2 separate regions of the Homo sapiens genome follow, and region 2 is linked to region 1. Evidence: chromatin contacts called from ENCODE Hi-C data. All regions are on one chromosome and are shown on one strand. The core of a region is the stretch at or near the end of the contact, and the rest is flanking DNA. Distances in the headings are between cores, read along the strand shown. Region 1 has its middle 110 kb from the start of PLEKHG1. Region 2 overlaps PLEKHG1 (pleckstrin homology and RhoGEF domain containing G1).

The links. Hi-C counts contacts between places; a loop is a spot of excess contacts on that map. Pooled maps may share reads with other maps.
Region 2: a pooled map shows a loop between it and region 1 (5-fold over the local background). The contact joins two enhancer-like sites. A Hi-C loop is called at or near these places in 1 of 168 maps with a recorded cell type or tissue (endothelial cell of umbilical vein), 5 of 37 single-sample maps with no recorded cell type and 6 of 50 pooled maps.

The regions. Positions count from the first base shown.
Region 1 is chr6:150,485,394-150,491,985 of GRCh38, forward strand. No RefSeq gene overlaps it. Among named protein-coding and RNA genes, the nearest start is that of PLEKHG1, 110 kb to the right of the region's middle. Within about 2 kb of position 5,343, at least 4 of the 41 ENCODE cell types and tissues checked have a DNase peak (open chromatin) inside an H3K27ac peak, as active enhancers do.
Region 2 is chr6:150,687,646-150,694,237 of GRCh38, forward strand. The region is part of intron 2 of PLEKHG1 (pleckstrin homology and RhoGEF domain containing G1); the gene reads left to right. Among named protein-coding and RNA genes, the nearest start is that of PLEKHG1, 91 kb to the left of the region's middle. RefSeq lists a silencer at 2,737-2,836. Within about 2 kb of position 3,971, at least 3 of the 41 ENCODE cell types and tissues checked have a DNase peak (open chromatin) inside an H3K27ac peak, as active enhancers do.

The DNA.
Region 1 (6,592 bases), core at 4,093-6,592:
CTTTGTGTCAAGCCCACCCAGGAGCTTACAGTGCTAAGCTTGGAAACCATAATGGCAGCCTGTCCGGCTTCCTGTCTGACCAGTAACTGCATTTTCAGACAGGAAGGTTGCTGGTCAGACAGAATTTAAACTCCACAGACTGAGGAGGTTGAGCCCTTTGCCCTCTACCTGTTCAGATCATGCCACTTGCCTGGTCTACTCTTTTCCCCAAAAGTCTATGTGTCTTTCAAAATCCTGTTGCACTTGCCTGCTTTTCCTGATCAACCCTCCATGTCTTAGGTACTATTTTGCCTCATGTTTACTGGGAACAGCCTCAATGGCTTGGCTGTGCACTGATTTTCCCATTTGTTCTTGACACAGATCATTCTTGGCTGGTAGCAATGCTGGCACCATCTCAGGGACAACCAATCATTACAAATTTCAACATACCTAGCCATGCAAAGGTAAGAAGCTGCTTTAAATTCCTTGAACTCACAAGGAGAATATACATATATATGATTACAAACATAAGATTATTATCATTGTGTATCTAGGGATGATTTCAAGCAGTGAGAGGTCCAGAGCCATTCTGACTGAGCCAAGGTGCACAGTTGAGTTTGTAGCCAAATAATTTAATTTGGAATTAAGTTGCTAAAGGAGAAACAACCATAACACAGAGTAGCTCCTTCTACCCAGCGACTCAACTGTCATAAAAGGACACATTCAAGATGCCCCTGCCTCACTGAGTCATATCCCCAGGGACACTCTTTTGTTCAACGTCAGGAATTTGCTCCAGTTTCTGAAATGGTTGCTCACCTCCTTGACAGAAAGCAGAAGGAGTCCTGTTTCCTTGTTGTTTCCTGAAGGAAAAACACTGACCTAAAATCCCTTTTGTCAATAAGTCTGGAAGGAACCCGTCCATGTGAGCGCTTTTTCCGGTCCTGCTGCGGTTGATTATAGCCTCAAAGGCTGTCACAGGATGTTTCTCTCCCAAGTATCTCAGGACCTCTCATCCCTCAGATGTCCTTGAATAACTCAACAGAGATGATGTCATGCTGCAGAAGCCTTCTCACCTGCGTTCAAGGAGAATAACACACCTCCCTACGCCCGACCATGTAGCTTTGTCTTAAGTAGAGGATTCTACGTGTGTGCATATGTACATATACATATATTAGTACATGTGTGTATGTTCGTGTATATGTACACATATAAACAGGTGTGTGTGTGTGTTTGGAGCTTACCTACCACTACAGCCCTACACCAACACTGCAACAAAATTATTCAGCTCACTGCTGCGGGCAACTTAACATTTCTGAGTACTGTGTACCGAGTAGCATGCCTCTGTCATATAATCCTGCATGACAGGTGCTCACTTTACAGAGGAGCAAACTGAAGCTCAGCTCACCTGGCTCACAGGTGTCTGAGCTGCAATGCCAACTCCGCTCCATCTGGGTCCATGACCTTTCTCTGTTTCTTCTCCTGCTTCTCACTCAGGCTGTTTTGCTATGGAAGGCGCTTCTCCTTCCTCCCAATCTGCCCCCTTTTTAGAACCTGCTGAGATTCAGTTTCTTCTTGAACCCCTAATTTCCCCAGCCCTCACCCTTGGTGGGATGCTGGAGCCAGCTTGTACTGGCTCAGACTGACTCGCAGGAGCCAGCTGGTGGCATATCTTCCTACTCTGTGTTCAGTGGCATCACGCTGGGGGCTTGGAATTGGCTGTGGGGGAATATTTACACTTCAGAAATCATTAAGCAATACAAATCAGGGCTTTCTTTTTAGAAAGCCAGTGGTTAAACACTTACCAGTACAATCTGTTCTTCTAAAATTTTAAACTTGCATCCATTTGCAATGTATTGTTTCCTTTCAAGATTGTTCTTCACATGTGCAGGCCCCAGCTCGCAATTATATTACATAAATTTCTCTGGGGGGCGTCGCGGATTTTATTCCTCTACCGCTTAGCATTTTGAGAGACTCAGCAATGTGAAACTAGAAGGCTTTAGTGAGCACTTGGTTAATAGATTTTGTTATGTTTTGTTTTTGAGACTAAGTTTTGCTCTGTGACTCAGGTTAGAGTGTCATGGTGCAATCATAACTCATTGCAGCCTCAGATTCCAAGCTCAATTTATCCTCCTACCTCAGCCTCCTGAGTAGCTGGGATCACAGGTGCAGGTCATCATGCCCGGCTAATTCTTTATTTTTTGTAGAGGCAGGGGTCTCACTACATTTCTCAAACTGGTTTCAAACTCCTGGACTCAAGCAATCCTCCTGCCTTGGCCTCCCAAAATGCTGGGATTACAGGCGTGATAGATGTTGATGCATCAAATCTACGCTGATGCCCTTTGTAACGTCATGAGTATCAACTCAGCGATTCCGCCAGCTCTGACACATCTTCCCTGACACTTCCACTTGTGCCTAAAATTTGAAGAGTTAAAACCGAGTTTCCCATCCTCCCTGACCCCTCCAAACACCCCATCCCACCCGTGGTGTCTCAACCACACCATTCTCCAGCTTCTCAGGCCTGGAGTTACTTGTGTCTTTACTTTTTTCTCTCACTACCTGTATTAGTTTCCCAGGGTTGCCATAACAAGTTACCACATACTAGGTGGCTTAAAACAAGAGAAATTTATTCTCTCACAGTTCTGGAATCTAGAAGTCTGAAATCAAGGTGTCAGCAGGGCCATGTCCCCTCTGAAGGCCCTAAGGAGGGGTCTTCCCTGCCTTTTCCTAGCTTCTGGGGGTTGCTAGCAGTCCTTGGCATTCCTTGGTTGGCAAGTGCGTCACTCCAATCACTGCTCTGTCGTCCCACGGCCTTCTGTCCTGTGTGTCCGTGTGGCTCTGTACTGTTCAAATTTCCCACTTCTCAGACACTGGTCATTGGACTTAGGGCCTACCGTAATCCAGTGTGATCTCATTTCAATTTGATTGCATCAGCAAAGACCCTATTTCCACAAAAGGTCACATACACAGGTACCAAAGGTTAGGACTTGAAGATATCTTTTCAGGAGACACAATTCAATCCCCAACACCATCCCAGCAGTCAACACTTGCTTTTTTGCTAATTTGCCTCAGATCTGCTGCTTCCATAACATTGAGAATGCAGACACTCCCAGGAAACTTTCTCGGACTCTAAGGAGAGATGGTAGCACACATCCCTGTGGACGGTCTACCACTGGGATGACCAACCTGGCCACATGACCACTTTCCAGAAAGGCCTCTGACTTGACTCTACACTGCTGCATGCATCCGCTGATGCCACTATGGTCCTCCCGATCACCTCCATTTGGTCCCCTCTCCAGTCGCTTTTCCTAGAGCCCAGTGTGTCATAAAATAGTTATTAATTCAGCCAAAAGGAATGCTCTGGTGAAAATGTCAATAAAATAATGTAGGAGAAAGAGCACCTCGAGAGACTTTTTCAGCGTGTATTCCTTGGTTCGTTTTCTTCCAAAGCTCTACAAAAGTACGGAATTCTGAGCCTTGCCCTGGAATCGGTAAATTAGAATTCAAGAAAGGGGATTTGGACATCTACATAGTTCTAAACTGTTTTATTGAGTAGCTCATAGTTTACATGGTCTGAAAATCCATGTGTAAAGTATATATACAGCAAAGCATTTAGACAGCATCCTTAAGGTCCTGTCCCCAGTCACCCTCTTCTCCCTTATCCCCTACATTGCTCATTATTTTTTGTTTTTCATGCAAATTCACATAAATATTAATATATATTTTTCCTTGTTTGTTGCAAAAGTATCTATGTATATATATATATATATATATATATATATATATATATATATATACACAACCTGCTATTTAATTTTTTTCATTTAACACTATTTCCTAAAGATCTCTTCATGTTAGTAGTATATAGGTAAATATTCCCATTGCCTTTTTTATACTACACAAAATTCTTTTGTGTGGATCTATAATGGTTTAATTACGTATATCTTACTGCTTTACACTTGGGTTATTTCCTATTCCTTTGCTATTACAAACAATGAGACAAGAAATGATTGCAGCCGGGCGCAGTGGCTCACGCCTGTAATCCCAGCACTTTGGGAGGCCGAGACGGGTGAATCACGAGATCAGGAGATCGAGACCATCCTGGCTAACATGGTGAAACCCCGTCTCTACTAAAAATATTTTAAAAAAAATTAGCTGGGTGTGGTGGCATGTGCCTGTAGTCCCAGCTATTTGGGAGGCTGAGGCAGGAGAATGGTGTGAACCTGGGAGGCGGAGCTTGCAGTGAGCCAAGATCACGCCACTGCACTCCAGCCTGGGTGACAGAGCGTGACTCCGTCTCAAAAAAAAAAAAAAAAAAAAGAAATGATTGTCTGCATGTGTCATTTATTATACGTACAGGTGTATCTCTAGTATAGATGATCAGATGTGGGTTTCTGGATCAGAGGGTAAACGCACCTATAATTGTGTTGGGTATTGCCAGATGCCTCTCCTCAGGGACAAAGCCAACCATGCATAAGAGTGTTGATTTCCACCATAGCATTACCAACAGAAAATATCAGATGTTTTGCTGATTTGACAGGTTAGAAATATTGTCTTGCTATAGTTTTAATTTGTGCTTCTTTTATTATAAGTGAGGTTAGCATCTTTTCAAGTTTAAGAACAGATAAGCTACATTTTTAATAGAATCCTTGGGTGATTTTTATATACATAACTCTCTAAAGCTTCTGGCCTAAAGCTAAAGAATTTGAAGGAAAAAAGGGTGCCATGAATGCTGATGCTGAGAAGCAGATTCCTGTCCAGCCTCCCTCTGAAGATGGTTAACAGCCCCTCTAGGAACCATTTCCCACTGAGCACAAGTTCTCCTGGGACTTTATACCCAGAGAGTTCACCTCACTCCACCCCCAGCAGCTGGACCAGCGGGTTTTGAGATAGGTTTTGTAAACCGTAGCCCATGACCCACTTCCAGGCTAAATAAGGTGTCAGGAGACACTGAGGATTCTGGGAGAGGCAGGCTTGCTTTGGAGCATCAGCCCTCATGTTCTGTTTTCCCCTGACTTCAAGGGTCATAGCCTGTGCACTTCCCCTACCACGCAAGCCTTGAGGAGGGGCTTCACTGGCCATTTGGAAGGCTTTCCATAAGTCGCTGGAGTTTGATGGGCATAAGAAATGCTATTTAATTCACACCTGAAAAGCCTCCTGTGTGACACCGCAGCTGAAGTGCAGAGGTGTGGCTGTTTCAGGTCCATATGTTCTAGGGCGACCCACCACCCTGGTTTGCCAGGACTGAAAGGTTTCCTGGGAAGTGAGACTTTCTGTGCTAAAACCAGGACGGTCCTGGAAAAACCAGCATAGTTGGTCACCGAGAGTGAGACAAAGGTACCTTTTTCCAAGGAGCAGGACATGAACTGTGGGGACATTGTCTAGCCATGAGTCATCTTTAAGGAGCTCCTATGCTAAAGGAGCACCTGGGAGGGGAGGGATCCCACAGAGGAGTGCACACAAAAATCCCAGGCCTGTGTGGGGCCACGGCAGCTGGCCGGAGAAGCACTGTCTGTGCAAGGAACTGCAGTCAGAGGTCCTTGGAGGGATCTTTTGGGAAACCCCAAAAGCTCCTCACTGAAGACGAGCTTGCACTTGCACATCTGCCAGAAGTCTCCGATGGCAGGTTACACCTGTACCAGCTAAGGATTGTGCCCTTTTTCTCCAGTTCCCTGTATGGACACTGGGATGTCCTGAGGCAGGATGAAGGGTTGGTGCCCTGCCGCTAGGACTGCCGCCTGCAGACAGCCCTCAGCTATCAGCTCCCAGAGGCCATGCTGCCTTCCTGGGGAGGCCAGCAGCCATTGGCCAACAGATGTGGGAGAACAAAGGCCTGGGCCCCTTGCCAAATGGGGACATCTCTGAAGGGTCATCCCAACTTCAAAACTCTCTGGGGTCAGCTGAGGCTCCATCGAGACTATATGGCAGCTCAGAGTTCCTTCCTCCCTTCCCCTCCCCAGGTGGTGTGGCCAGGTTTCAGTCCAGAGGCAGGCAGAGCAACTGGTCCAGAGTGAGTTCACTGGGGTCCAGAGGTTTTGGCTGACATCATGCTGAATTCAGCTCATTCAATGTACCACTTACAGTAGCTCCACGACTCTTTCACTATCCCCAAGATGGGTAAAATAGTGCAATATCCGCACCTTATTTTACAAAACCTTCAACGAGAAAAAAAAAGATTCAAACTCTTTGAGATAAAGGTAGTCAAATGTCTAACCACAAGTCAGGATGTGGGGATTTTATCTGAGTCACTTAACCCAGTTAGTCATTAACCCAGTTTGCCAAGCGAGCTTAAACTATCTCCTTAATAGAAATAATATGGACCCTGTGCTAGCCCTGGGCAAATGTGAATACTTGAGCTCTAACCTAGGCTTCTCCTGAACCTTTGAAGACCCCAAGACACATTTGGTCAGGGGACATAAGTGATGTTTGAAAAAGTCCTTCACATGTTTAGTTGAGGTCATGTCACTAATGGCTCCAGAACAGAGACCTCAGCCTGGTTTCTTCCTGGATGTGGAAGGTTGCAGCCCCCTGCCCCCTCCCCACGTTCTCAGCAGGTGTTCCTGCATTGCTCTATTTCAGGAGTTTAGGAAGCCTAAGAAATACGTGTGTATCCAGC
Region 2 (6,592 bases), core at 2,721-5,220, 200 kb after region 1:
GACCCATGGGAGGAACACAGTGCCAGCTGAGGAAGCAAGTCTGAGCATAGAAGTCATAGACTCCCAGGGGCTCTCAGAGCTGGCCTGCTGCCCCTCCATGCTCTCATCTGACCCCACGCCCTGAGAGTCTCCTAGGGAGTAAACACGAGTGTTCTTGCATTTCAACAAATATGTATTGAAAGCAAATATATACCAGACATTTTTTTAGGCAGCGGCATGCTCTGATCTATAGCTAATCTACTTTTAAGAGGTATAAAAAACAAATGTTATCATCTGTTTTGTTTGGACAGTGGTTTCCAGCCATACTTTTCAGGCTGGCTATATTCAAGAAGAGTCCAGCCAAGAAACTCTTTTGAAAATAGCCTGATAAGTATTCACTGCAAAATAGTAAATTTGTCATTTAACCAGGTATCCAAACGAGACAAGGCTGTTCTATGTTCTTAACTGCCAAAGGATGAGTGATTATTTGTAAAACCTAGGCATTCCGTAAGAAGTGCGAATCACAGTATTTAAAAAATTAATCATCTGATTTTGCTCCTTTGCTTCTCAGATGAGAAAACAGAGCTCAGGGAAGTTGATTACTGAGCTTCAGGCAGCACAGTCAATAAAGTGGCAAAGCAGGCCTGGAATCACATGTCCCAGACTCTTAATCTTACATTTTCTTCCTTTGTTTTTTTTTTTATTTTATTTTTTGAGAAGGAGTCTCACTCTGTCACCCAGGCTGGAGTGTAGTGGCGTGATCTTGGCTCACCGCAACCTCCGCCTCCCGGGTTCAAGTGATTCTCATACCTCAGCCTCCTGAGTAGCTGAGATTACAGGCATGCTCCACCATGCTTGGCTAATTTTTGTATTTTTTAGTAGAAACAGGGCTTCACCATATTGGCCAGGCTAGTCTTGAACTCCTGACCTCAGGTGATCCACCTGCGTTGGCCTCCCAAAGAGGCCTTCTCTCTTTGGGATTACAGCCATAAGCCACCAAGCCCAACCATTTAATCTAACATTTTCTCTCTTATCTCATACTCTCCTGATAAATTTGACAAATTTCTGTAACAATATTCAGAGCTTTGCAAGGTAACAAAGTAAAAACATAGTAAAAACTATGCTAACATGTAAGAGATTTTTTAAAAAACAGTGTCTTGAGATATAATTCAGGTGCCACACAATTTACCATTTAAAGTGTACAATTCAATGGTTTTTGGTATATTACATTATTTACTTTTTAAGCTGTGGTAAAATATACATAACATAAAATTTGCCATTTTAACCATTTTAAATGTGCAATTCAGTGGCATTAGTTGTATTCACAATGTTATGCAACCATCACCAGTATTTTTATAACTTTTTATCACCCCAAACAAAAATTCTGTAACCATTAAGCAGTAACTCTGTTCTCCTCTTGTCCTGTCTTTGATAACTTCTAATCTGTTTTCTGTCTCTATGAATTTGCCCATTCTCCTCTGGGAATTTACTAGACATTTTGTATGAGTGGAATTATCTAATATTTGTCCTTTTCTGTTTGACTTATTTCACTCAGTATAGTATGTTCAAGACCCATCCATATCAGAAGTTCATTTCATTTTATGACTAATGAGATGGTCTGTTCTAATTCCCTTTTATTTCATTCTCTCTCCTTTTAGTACACTTGAATTTCCAACCTGGTCATGAAATCCTTTAAGTATTTTTCAACCTACTGGTATTTTTATATTTAAGTTATTTAAATATAACTTAAGTGTGAAGAGACTCTTAGGAAGGTATTTCTTTTCAGTTAGTTCTTTAAAGGCAGGAACCATATGTTAATCTTTGTTAAAAAAATCTTTTTGTCTCTAACATTTAGTCCAGGACCTGGCATAGAAAAAATACTTAACAAATTTATCCTGAGATGGACAGATGGATGATTCTTAAGGTTTTACTTTTATGTTTCAGAAAACAGATTTTGGCCGGGCATGGTGGCTCATGCCTGTAATTCCGGCACTTTGGGAGGCCAAGGTGGGTGGGTCACCTGAGGTCAGGAGTTCGAGACCAGCCTGACCAACATGGTGGTCTCTACTAAATGCAAAAGATTAGCCGTGCATGGTGGCACATGCCTGTAATGCCAGCTACACAGGAGGCTGAGGCAGGAGAATCACTTGAACCCGGGAGGCAGAGGTTGCAGTGAGCTGAGATTGTGCCATTGCACTCCAGCCTGGGCAACAAGAGCGAAACTCTGTCTCAAAAAAAAAAAAAAAAAGAAAAACAGAAGAAGAAGAAGTAATATGATCTTTGAGCTTTAGTTCTTTATTCTCTGGAATAATATTTTCTTTTGACATTAAAATTTATAGTTGCAATTGTTTCCCACTCCATAGAATTGGTAAATATAAAATGGCCATGTGTTGAATATTATAAGCATTTTACTGTACCATGTCAGAAGTGAACTCAGGAAATCTGACAATGGCTAGTTCCTGCCTTTAGTGACCTTTTGATGGTGTTTATTACTGAGGGTGATGGGAGTCTCCTGGCTGCTCAACAGTGTGACTTGAGACAGGTTCTTTAAACTCATAACTGTTATTTATTTTATTTTGGATTTTTTTAAATTTTATTTTTCCATAAGTAATTGGGGGTACAGGTGGTATTTGGTTACATGAGTAAGTTCTTTAGTGGAGATGTGTGGGATCCTGGTGCGCCCATCACCCAAGCAGCATACACTGCACCACATCTTGGCCCCACCAACATCGTTACTGTTTCTCGGTGCTGGGCTCAGGAACTGACAGCAGTCAACCGAAACAGAAGCTGCTACTACTTCAAGAAGGCTTTTCATACCTCACTAGAGTGAGGAAACGGAACATAGAGGTTTATTTCAGTGGTTCATAGTTTTCACCTCCAAATATCAAATGTAACTATACTTCTCTAGTGCTTCTGTCCAAATAAAGTAAGCATGCATATATTTGTGTATGAGTAGCCTGCCATTCAGCACACTAAGACATGCCCTTCCTGGGCTTCAGCTATTCCAAAAGGTGTGGAGGATGTGAGAGGAAGGGTGCAAAATGAAACTCTGGATTAGGAGTGAAAATTATCATAGGATGTCTTTACTGGAGATGATTTCCCCACTCACTCTCTCAAAGATCTAATCAGGAACAAACATTTGCACGTTTTATGTTGCAAACAAGTTATTTGGTTTGTTGAGTGAAATCACGGTTATTTTCGTGCCTGTGTGATTTCAGGAATTCTGTTCTCCTGCTTTTGGAAAGCTGCTTCAGCTCACAGATCCCTGCCTCCTGTGAACACTGGAATGTGGGCTGTGTTGCTCTTCCGCAACCCAGCGCATGCATTGTTCACTTTCCCCATAGTCCTCCCTCATCTGGATGATGAACCCAGTTAGATCTCCATGGCCTGATACTCTCTAAATCCACCATGGCGGTTGTCCTACACAGAGTTGGCACACAGTGAATATAGCAGTGACTTCAGAAACCTGAAATACTAATATTTATCCTTTTCTGTTTGACTTATTTCACTTGGTATAGTATTTTCAAGACCTATCCATATCAGAAGTTCATTTCTTTTTATGACTAATGAGATGGTCTGTTCTAATTCCCTTTTATTTCATTCTCTCTCCTTTTAATACACTTGAACTTCCAACCTGGTCATGAAATCCTTTAAGTATTTTTCAATCTACTGGTATTTTTATATTTAAGTTATTTAAATACAACTTAAGTGTGAAGAGACTCTTAGGAAGGTATTTATTTTCAGTTATACTTCAGGGATGAGTGAAATAATGTTATAAAGGACAGAGCCTGGTTTTTATATATGGCCTGTGTAATCTGTCTTGATGCTTTGTAAGCCAAACCAGATACTTAAGTTATTATTGCTTTTTACATTTCAAAGGCCTACAGACTACCATTGGCCTAAATATAAAATAATAATTTCTGTCTGTAGAGCTGTACACCCTGTAGTCGAAAAGAAAGCCCTTCCTTCCTCATTTCTTAATGACAGCCTATAATCATCTCTGAGCAATTTTTAAGATTTTTTCTAAACCACCATTTCCGTCATTATGTCAGCTGGGGAAGAGCCTCTTCTTCTATCAATAGAATGGTTCTCATTCCTTCCCAAGTCCAACCACCCACCTTGTGAGAAGGGGTCATTGTAAATCTCAGCCAACTTTCTTTTTCAACAATGATGTTAGGAGAAATGTCAGATGATAAAATCAGTTAATCACCAAATATTTACTGAGGACTTGGGAAAAGTTTTGGGGAGCCATTGGAGAGAATATGACTGAACCACTGTAAGTTCTACCCAAACTGTGTTTCCTCATTCACTTCCAGCCTAGGCTTGAAGGAACAAGAGACCAGGGGTGGATCCAGGTTCCTGTCCCGCTGGGACATGGCCCATTTCCTTTGTTAGGCCTGGGAGCAGTTTGAGGAAGCCTGGTTAGGCATCTGTCAATCCCAACTGAAGTCACTTTTTATATGGGGTGAGGAATTTTTAACCTCACCCCATATAAGGCCTAGCAACTTCAGGCATGAGTAAAATAAAGACAGAGAAATTGCACATCACAACTTAATGTTTGTTGTGTTTATGTACTGAAAGTATTTTATGTTTGTAAACTCAAAATTAACCCATTTTATAAATAATGGCAATGACTATAATGCTTTAAAATAATTTACTGTATCTGTCACTCTTTTCTGATGGAATTTAATAGACTCTTGTACTCTTAGTTTACTTCAGATCAACAATACAACTCTTTTCCCAGATTTCTTCATAATTAACTATGTAATTATCATTTGATAAAAGCCTCTTATTTTAATTAGAATAATATGATCATGGGCTGATGATTCAATAAATATTCACTGAGCAGCTGCTATGTGGAAAACTAATGGCATGCTGGAAAGAAAAGAATTTTTCCTAAGGCTTGTCCTTGACCTCAAAAAAAGCATATGTGATCTAGAGAAGACAAATTTAAAGAAATGCTGCAAGTATAATATGAATAGGCAGAATTAAATAATTACTAAATGAATATCAGAGGGAAAAAAATGCTAATTTTAAGGGAGAGTATAGAGTAAGCAGAATTTGAATGGAGCCTTCCAAACCATTGAGGATACTTTCAACTCTGAAATTTAGGCCAAGAGAAAGTAAGTACTTGCTTTTGTCACACTTTCAGTCTCTTTTAACTCATGAAGTTTCTACTAAGTCAAACTGAAATTAATTAGTTACACTGTCAGAGCGAGTGCATTGGTGATTTCTCTGTGTAGAAAACAGTAGAAAGGCCATCCAAGGGCAGGCGTTAGCATAAGCAAAGGCACAGAGGAATGAAAGCAAATGACATTTGGGGGAATGTTGAGATGTCCATATGGCTGAAGTTCCAGGTCAGAACATAGAAGGCCTTAAATGTCAAGATAAGGAGCTTGGATTTAATATGTAGACCTCAGGGAACTGTTCCTGCGGTTGGATCACTTGAGGTCAGGAGTTCGAAACCAGCCTGGCCAACGTAGTGAAACACCATCTCTACTAAAAATACAAAAATTAGCCGGGTGTGGTGGTGCACACCTGTAGTCCCAGCTACTCGGGAGGCTGAGACAGGAGAATCACTTGAACCTGGGAGGCGGAGGTTGCAGTGAGCCAAGATCACGCCACTGCACTCCAGCCTGGGTGACAGAGCAGGACTCTGTCTCAAAAAATTAACAAACAAACAAACAAAAAACCTATGTGTGACTTATTTGGTGTCTCTCTGCTTCCTGGAAGTCGCTTCTCAACTTTTGGCTTCTCTCTCTGATCATTCTAACTCTGGGACTTGGAAGCTCTTGTGTCAGCAAACAAAATCCACAGCAGCTTCCTTCTACCCTTTGAATGATCAGCCAGTGATTCAAATTGCCCTTGGAATAATCTCTGAATTCCCTGGGATAGACTCTGAGGTCCTGCATCAGTAACCACCCTCTCTTTGGTCACACTGGAGCACAGCTCCGTGGTTCAGGCTAACCACTCCCCCATGTGTTTCGTCTCTCCTGGCCTGGCTCTGTTCTCCAACACTTGGCTGCTTTCTCACCCGCTCTAAGCACATCCTCACCCATCACCTCCTTCCAGAGCCAGCTCGATACCCAGCCCTTGGGAAAGCATATATGGCCCATGTTGTTATGTTCATAAATCATGCACCAATCATGCATAAATCATACATAAATCTTTGCACAAGGCTATGAGAGGAATGCACAGTCATGAGTGGCCCAGGTCAGGAGGCAGGGACCTCATGACTACCTCGAGAGGCAGAGCAAAATGGCAAAAGATGCAAACAGCGCTTCAAGAGAATGGAAGCTGTGTCGCGTGATAGTTTAGAAGTCATTCCCAGCCAAGTCGGTACAGGCTTTGTGTATAGTTATTGCTTCCCTCATCTTCATCTTTGTATATGCTTCTGGGAGTTTACATGGGAGGCTTTGAATCCTTGACTGTGATCCATTCAAAGACAGGCAGCATGGATCTAGTTTATAAGAACCTTTGCCAATGAACATGGCAGAATTTTCTGTTTTATGTCTGCCATTAGTTGTTAGGTGGGGACTGTCCCTGTCCTGGCATGCAGGACTCTGCTACCGGAAATTATTATAGCATACAGAGTAAGAGTTCCAGTCCCAGA